2 separate regions of the Homo sapiens genome follow, and region 2 is linked to region 1. A link is an interaction called in ENCODE POLR2A ChIA-PET data of the cell type or tissue named here. Cell type or tissue: PC-9. All regions are shown on one strand.

Evidence for each region. ChIA-PET counts read pairs that join two places held together with the same protein. Peaks named below come from ENCODE experiments on the same cell type or tissue, not always from the same donor. Only the 100,000 strongest peaks of a DNase experiment are listed, where the experiment ranks them.
Region 2: POLR2A ChIA-PET joins it to region 1 with 9 read pairs; 2 of 35 experiments call an interaction of 5 or more read pairs at or near these places.

What each region holds. Positions count from the first base shown.
Region 1 is chr5:145,744,519-145,748,518 of GRCh38, reverse strand. It overlaps a transcript of PRELID2 not described here. Among named protein-coding and RNA genes, the nearest start is that of PRELID2, 89 kb to the left of the region's middle. In PC-9, no CTCF peak of the experiment used is centred here; no DNase peak of the experiment used is centred here.
Region 2 is chr5:145,958,865-145,962,864 of GRCh38, reverse strand. The region is part of intron 2 of SH3RF2 (SH3 domain containing ring finger 2); the gene reads right to left. The region is part of intron 3 of LOC107986458 (a long non-coding RNA gene); the gene reads left to right. Among named protein-coding and RNA genes, the nearest start is that of SH3RF2, 24 kb to the right of the region's middle. In PC-9, no CTCF peak of the experiment used is centred here; DNase peaks (open chromatin) are centred at 1,484 and 1,864; H3K27ac peaks cover 2,659 bases.

The DNA.
Region 1 (4,000 bases):
TTCCTATCCATGAGAATGGAATGTTTCTTCATTTGTTTGTGTCCTCTTTTATATCCTTGAGCAGTGGTTTGTAGTTCTCCTTGAAGACGTTCTTCATATCCCTTGTTAGCTATATTCCTAGGTATTTTATTCTCTTTGTAGCATTTGTGAATGGGAGTTCATTCATGATTTGGCTCTCTGTCTATTGTTAACGTAAAGCAATGCTTGTGATTTTTGCTGAAGTTGCTTATCAGTCTAAGAAGTTTTGGGCTGAGATGAAGGGTTCGCTAAACATAAAATCATGTCGTCTGCAAACGGAGACAATTTGACTTCCTCTCTTCCTATTTGAATACGCTTTATTTCTTTCTCTTGCCTGATTGCCCTGGCCAGAACTTCCAATACTATGTTGAATAGGAGTGGTGAGAGAGGGCATCCTTGTCTTTACCAGTTTTCAAAGGGAATGCTTCCAGCTTTTGTCCCTTCAATATGATATTGGCTTTGGGTTTGTCATAAATGGCTCTTATTATTTTGAGATATGTTCCATCAATACCTAGTTTATTGAGAGTTTTTAACATGAAGGGATGTTGAATTTTATCAAAGGCCTTTTCTGCATCTATTGAGATAATCAAGTGATTTTTGTCTTTGGTTCTGTTTATGTGATGGATTTTGTTTATTGATTTGCATATGTTAAGCCAGCCTTGCATCCCAGGGAGGAAGCCCACTTGATCATGGCGGATAAGTTTTTTGATGTGCTGCTGGATTTGGTTTGCCAGTATTTTATTGAGGATTATTGCATCGATGTTTATCAGGGATATTGGCCTGAAGTTTTCTTTTTTTGTTGTATCTCTTCCTGGTTTTGGTATCAGGATGATGCTGGCTTCATGAAATGTGTTTTTTATTGTTTGGAATATTTTCAGAAGGAATGGTACCAGCTCCTCTTTGTACCTCTGGTAGAATTCGGCTGTGAATCAATCTGGTCCTGGGCTTTTTTTGGTTAGTAGGCCATTTATTACTGCCTCAATTTCAGAACTTGTTATTGGTCTATTCAGGGATTCAACTTCTTCCTGATTTAGTCTTGGGAGGGCATATGTGTCCAGGAATGTATCCATATCTTCTAGATTTTCTAGTTTATTTGCATAGAGGTGTTTTTAGTATTCTCTGATGGTAATTTATATTTCTGTGGTGTCAGTGGTGATATCCCCTTTATCATTTTTTATTGTGTCTATTTGATTCTTCTCTTTTCTTTATTAGTCTAGCTGCTATTTTGTTAATTTTTTTTTTTTTAAACAGCTCCTGGAGTCATCGATTTTTTTTTTTAGAGGGTTTTTGATGTCTCTATCTTCTTCAACTCTGCTCTGATCTCAGTTATTTCTTGTCTTCTGCTAGCTTTTGGATTAGTTTGCTCCTGCCTCTGTAGCTCTTTTAATTGTGATGTTAGGGTGTTGATTTGAGATCTTTCTGGCTTTCTAATGTGGGCATTTAGTGCTATAAATTTCCCTCTTAACACTGTGTTAGCTGTGTCCCAGAGATTCTGGTTCATTGTCTCTTTGTTCTCATTGGTTTCAAAGAACTTCTTGGTTTCTGCCTTAATTTTGTAATTTACCCAGGAGTCATTCAGGAGCAGGTCATTCGATTTCCATGTAATTGTGTGGTTTTGAGGGAGTTTCTTAATCCTGAGTTTAATTTGATTGCACTGTGGTCTGAGAGACAGTTTGTTATGATTTCCATTCTTTTGCATTTGCTCAGGAGTTTTTTACTTCCAATTATGTGATCTATTTTAGAATAAGTGCCATGTGGCAGTAAGAAAAATGTATATTCTGTTGATTTGGGGTGGAGAGTTCTGTAGATGTCTGTTAAGTCCACTTGATTCAGAGCTGAGTTCAAGTCCTGAATATCTTTGTTAATTTTCTGTCTTGTTGATCTGTCTAATATTGACAGTGGGGTGTTAAAGGCTCCCACTATTATTGTGTGGGAGTCTAAGTCTCTTTGTAGGTCTCTAATAACTTGTTTTATGAATCTGGGTGCTCCTGTATTGGGTACATATATATATTTAGAACAGTTAGCTCTTCTTGTTGAATTGTTCCCTTTACCATTGTGTAATGCCCTTCTTTGTCTCTTTTGATCTTTGTTGGTTTAAAGTCTGTTTTGTCAGAGACTAGGAATTCAATCCCTGTTTTGTTTTTGTGTTTGTTTTTTTGCTTTCCATTTTCTTGGTAAATTTTCCTCCATCCCTTTATTTTGAGCCCATGTGTGACTTTGCATGTGAGATTGGTCTCCTGAATACAGCACGCCGACGGGTCTTGACTCTTTATCTAATTTGCCAATCTGTGTCTTTTAATTGGGGCATTTAGCCCATTTACATTTAAGGTTAGTATTGTTATATATGAATTTGATCTGGTCATCATGATGCTAGCTGGTTATTTTGCGCACTAGTTGATGCAATTTCTTCATAGTGTCATTGGTCTTTATATTTTGGTGTGTTTTTGCAGTGGATTGTACCAGTTTTTCCTTTCCATATTTAGTGCTTCTTTCAGGATCTCTTGCAAGGCAGGCCTGGTGGTAACTAAATCCCTTAGCATTTGCTTGTCTGGAAAGGATTTTATTTTCCTTTGCTGATGAAGCTTAGTTTGGCTGGATATGAAATTCTGGATTGAAAATTCTTTTCATTTTTTTTTTTGAGATGAAGTTTCACTCTTATCACCCAGGGTGGAGTGCAATGGTGTGATCTTGGCTCACTGGAACCTTGCCTCCTGGGTTCAAGCGATTCTCCTGCCTCAGCCTCCTGAGTAGCTGGGATTATAGGTGCCCACCACAATATCCAGCTAATTGTTTCTATTTTTAGTAGAGACGGGATTTCACCATGTTGGCTAGGCTGGTCTCAAACTCCAAACCTCAGGTGATCTGCCGTCCTCGGCCTCCCAAAGTGCTGGGATTACAGACATGAGCCACCGTACCTGGCCCAATTCTTTTCTTTAGGAATGTTGACTATTGGCCCCAAGTATCTTCTGGCTTGTAGAGTTTCTGCTGAGACGTCTGCTGTTAGTCTGATGGGCTTCCCTTTGTAGGTGACCTGGCTTTTCTTTTTGGCCACCTTTAACATTTTTTCCTTCATTTCAACCTTGGAGAATCTGATAATTATGTGTCTTGAGGTTGATCTGCTATGGAATATCTTAGTGGTGTTCTCTCTATTTCCGAATTTGCATGTTGGCCTGTCTTGCTAGGTTGGGGAAGGTCTCCTGGATAATATCCTGAAGTGTGTTTTCCAGCTTGTTTCCATGCTCCGCATCTCCTTCAGATACTCCAGTCTATCATAGGTTTGGTCTTTTTATGGAGTCCCATATTTCTTGGAGGCTTTGTTCATTCCTTCTAATTATTTTTTCTCTAGTTTTGTGTGCATGCCTTATTTCAGCAAGATGGTCTTCAAACTCTGATATCCTTTCTTCTGCTTGGTCGATTCAGCTATTGATACTTGTGTATGCTTTACAAAGTTCTCATGCTGTGTTTTTAGCTCCATCAGATCATTTATGTTCCTTTCTAAACTGGTTTTTCTAGTTAGCAGCTCCTCTAACCTTTTATCAAGGTTCTTAGCTTCTTTGCATTGGGTTAGAACATGCTCCTTGAGCTCAGCACAGTTTTTTCTTACCCATTTTTTGAAACCTACTTCTGTCAATTCTTCCATCTCATCCCCTGTCCAATTATGCACCCTTGCTGGAGAAACGTTGCAATCATTTGGAGGAGAACAGGGACTCTGGCCTTTTGGATTTTTGGTGTTTTTTTGTTGATGCTTTCTCATCTCTGTGAGTTTGTCTAGTTTCGATCTTTGAGGATGCTGACCCTTGGGTAGGGTTTTTGTGCGGCCTTTCTGTTGTTGTTGATACTGTTGTTGTTGCTTTCTGTTTGTTTTTCTTTAAATGGTGAGGTCCCTCTTCTGTAGGGTTGCTGTGGTTTGCTGGGGGTTCACTTCAGGCCCTATTCATCTGGTTCACTACCGCGCCTGGCGATGTCACTCAAGAAGGCTGGA
Region 2 (4,000 bases), 210 kb before region 1:
TAAAGAACTCTGAATTCAGAAGGAGAAACAGATAAGAAATAGATGCCATTAAAGGGAGATAGGTGTTACAATGGAGGAGGTATGAAGTCCTAAGGGTGTCTTGACTCAGACAGCTCCTTCACTTCTTCCTTCTCTTGCTCCCTTACTCTCTTTAAGAATTTTCTGAGCTTTTAATCTGGTGGAGGGGTGGGAAAGAAGGACGGCCTAAGGCAAAACCATGCATACATAAGATATAGAAGGGGAGGATGAGGTAGGTGCCAGGGAAGTCCTGCTGCAGGAACTGAAGAGGGGGACAGAATCAGAGACCAACTGAGAAGATTTTCCAAAGAGGCAGCATTTGAGCCCAACACTAATAACTGTGGACAGGATTTTGAGAGATTGGTTTGTCGAATAATGAAGAGGTTGGATAAAAACTCAAAGGGTTAAGAGAATTAATAAGGCATTGGGAAGTACTTTGAATTTTGGTTTCTTTTTGCTTTTAACACTCATGTGTAAAATGTTTGTAATCCTAAAAATGCACTTAGGACTTAAATGTTTTCTTACTGAGATATTTGTCGCACAGGATCTCTTCCTTTTGTGAGCCATCTCTCCTTTACTCCCTGGTAGTTTTGCTCAGGCCATGTGGTGCAGGATGGCTGATTCTGCCCAGACCTCTGGCTTTAGGGGTGGCCACATGACCGAGGTCCAACCAATCAGACTATTCCTTATACCTTTGGTACAGCAATTGCTCTGAGATGCATGCAGAACCCCAGGTAAGCTAATTGGAGTCTCCTTGGCAAAGCTGTCATGAAAAACACCCATAATTTCTCTAAGATTAAGAGCTTAAAGAATGATGTAGGCTTTGGCTGTCAGTATATCACTCCTGGAAAGAACTTGCCTGGGAATGAAGAAAGCGGTAGGTAGAGCTGAGAGATGATGAAAGATACAGAATCCAGGTGACTGTGAGCCCATGGATCCTGCTGGGTCTGAGGTCTAGCCTCCAAATCCCCATGAAACTAACTCTCCTGCTTTTTTATTTCTTAAGCCAGTTGGAAGAGGAATTTTGCAAATTACAACTGAGAAGGTCTTCCTACAATAGAGCAGATAAACTGTATTGACAGAAGGGAAATAATTTTCCTGGATAAGTTAGTCTGATCAGTATTAATAAAAATCCATGCCTCAGGCTCACATCTGCCCTGATCAACTTATCTTTCTTGCTGAATTGATGGCCTCTATTCACGACTTCAGTTAAAATGATAAAACACCACTGTGGTTATAGAACATGGCCAGGTGGCTGCCCAGACTACTGTTTTTCAGATCAATCCTTTTAACAACTATTCGCCATGATTATGTCCTGTATTTTAGGCATTTGGGTCCTTTCATCCCAAAGAATCCTGAAATCGTTTCCTATCTGTACCAAGAATCCTATGAGTGTTAGTCACTTTATTCATATCTGAAATATTATCTCTCTCCTCAGCTCTCTCCCTTCCCTCAGGACAGAAAGAAACAGTGGTTCTTAGAGAAGAGAAATGTTAAAGAATGTACCTTCCCGAGAAGGAAGAAAATTCTAATTAGTCACCACATTCTCATTTCTATTACCAAATAAGGGAGATTGTCATAAGTGACAACTGAAGATGACCCCTCAGAACTTTCCCCCACTACAAACTCTTTGGAGTTGACATGAGGCAAAAAAAAAAAAAAAAAAAAAAAAGGAGGATGCAGGAATGCAGCAGCTCCTGAAAAAATCCCACTGTCTTCAAGAACGTTATCAATTTGCCCTCTTTATTTTATCTCCATGGGCAACTTTTCAAGAGTCAAGGCTGGGTGGTGTTCACTGTAGGAGTATGTGTTAGCAAAACTAGTTTCAGCATATGTATAAAAAATTTCCATCAGCTGCTTGCTGCTATCAGATATCACACTACCTGTGAAAGCTCTTTGAGGAATTGCATTTTAACTTCCTGCTCTGTTTTTCAATGAAACTGAGATTTCTGTTTGCTAGCTGTCTTGCCTGTTGGGTTCTTTTTGATCCCAGTTTTGACCCTGCTAATGTGTCTTTATGTGCCAATAGCAATTTTACATCCTGTTAATATTCTTCCTAGGTAAGAATCTCATTTTCTATCTCTGTAGACTTCCATGGGTAAAAATGCCAAGTTTCCATTTTTCAGAAATATTATATCCTTTTCCACCCACCACAGAAAGAAATTAGACAGCCATAGGAGTTAAACACAAGTGAGGCAGGTCAGCCTACCCCTTTTAAACAAAAGTTCAGGGAAGAAATATTTCAGACACTAGGAAACCAGGGGGCACAGCACTTTAGTTCCATCTTAGTTTTGTCAGTATTAGATACAAAGGAGTCTTAGGAGTTAGAATCAGGCCTTTTTTGGAAAGCTTCTGGATCATTTAAGTCCAAAATATGTTGATTAAGGGCCAGGCATTGAACTACATGATATTGAAAGAAACTTTCCTTCTTTTCTAGGCCGGTAGAGCTTCTTTTCTGGGCTGGTGGAGTATGTAAGTCTGAGCTATCTGTTGCAATAGTTTTTTGTAGTAAATATTTGTGATTCTTTTGAATGTCCCACATCTGAATCCCTTTTCCATGTTTGGGAATTCATCCAGCTTATAAGTTTAGGTAGGTGGCAGAACTTGCTTCAAAATTTAGAAGTTGAACAGCTGGGCATAGTGGCACATTCCTATAGTCTCAGCTACTCAGGAGGCTGAGGCAGGAGGTTTGATTCAGCCCAGGAGCTGGAGGCTGCAGCGGGCAATGATCACTACTGCACTTCAGCCTGGGTGACAGAATGAGACCCTGTCTCTAAAACAAAATTAAATACATACATACATACATACATGCATACATACATACATGCCCAGAATAGTTGAAAATGCCGGCTTTAATAGCGTTGCTTTCAGCCAGGGATCTAGGTTTTGTTAATTACATGTACCTGACTTGAATTTTGAATTGGGAGTTAGTGACCCAAAGAGAGGACCTGGGAAGACTCCTCTCCACCTCCGTGTGATGCTGGTGGAGGCTAACGCAGGTTGACCTCCAACTACAGCAATAGAAGGGGGACAAAGGCAGACCTGGAAGTCACACTTAGTCATTTGGGGCATTGTTCCTGCAAGGTGGCCTCAAACCAGTCCTTCAGCCCTCCTAGAGGTTCTGTGAACAACCTAATATTCTTTTTATTATCCTGCCTCTGCTGATATATATATATATATGTATACACACACACACATACACACACACACACACACACACACACACACACATATATATATAGCAGTAGATTTTATTGTTTGCAACTAAGAAGGCTGGGGATCTAAGTCATGGAGAGTGCCCTTTGCAAATGGAGAGAATGAGGTCAATTCATATAAACAAGGGGAGTTAAGGCAGAGGGGGGTGAATCTGCCAGAGCTATCTGGGTCCTTATAGGCTCTTAGTCTGGCTCTTACTCTAAATTTTCCAGCCTATGAGCTATCAAATACCCAGTTTTGTTTGAGCTAGTTTGAGGTGGTTTCTGTCACTTGCAACTAAAAGAGTTCTGGCAAACACAGATGAAAGCAAATTAATATTACATATCAGGAGTCTCAAGAATGTTCATCCCTTTGACCTGATAATCATTTTTCTATTCTTTGGAAATAATTAAAAATGTTAAAAAACAAAACCAAAATAATTGATGGGATTGGGCAAATGGTTGCATAAAAAGTGCCTTTAGATGACAATATCCACAAAGCTGGAGGTACTTGCTGCCAATTCCATGGTCGCCTTTTTCATCCCTTTCATGTTACCTTTTGGAGACATTTTCATTGCTGTCTTAGTTTTATTCTGTGTCTCTCTGGACAGCTTTTCCCTGCTTCTCTACCTGGAGTCTTTGGAAACTGCTTTTTGAGGCTCAAAATGGCCATAAACTGTGAGACCATGTAAATGCTTATTTGCTTTTCAGACCAAATTGCTGTTGAGCACCAGAGGTCTGAAAGTGCCCTAAACAGGCCACGCTGTAAAACACCACACATGATCTTG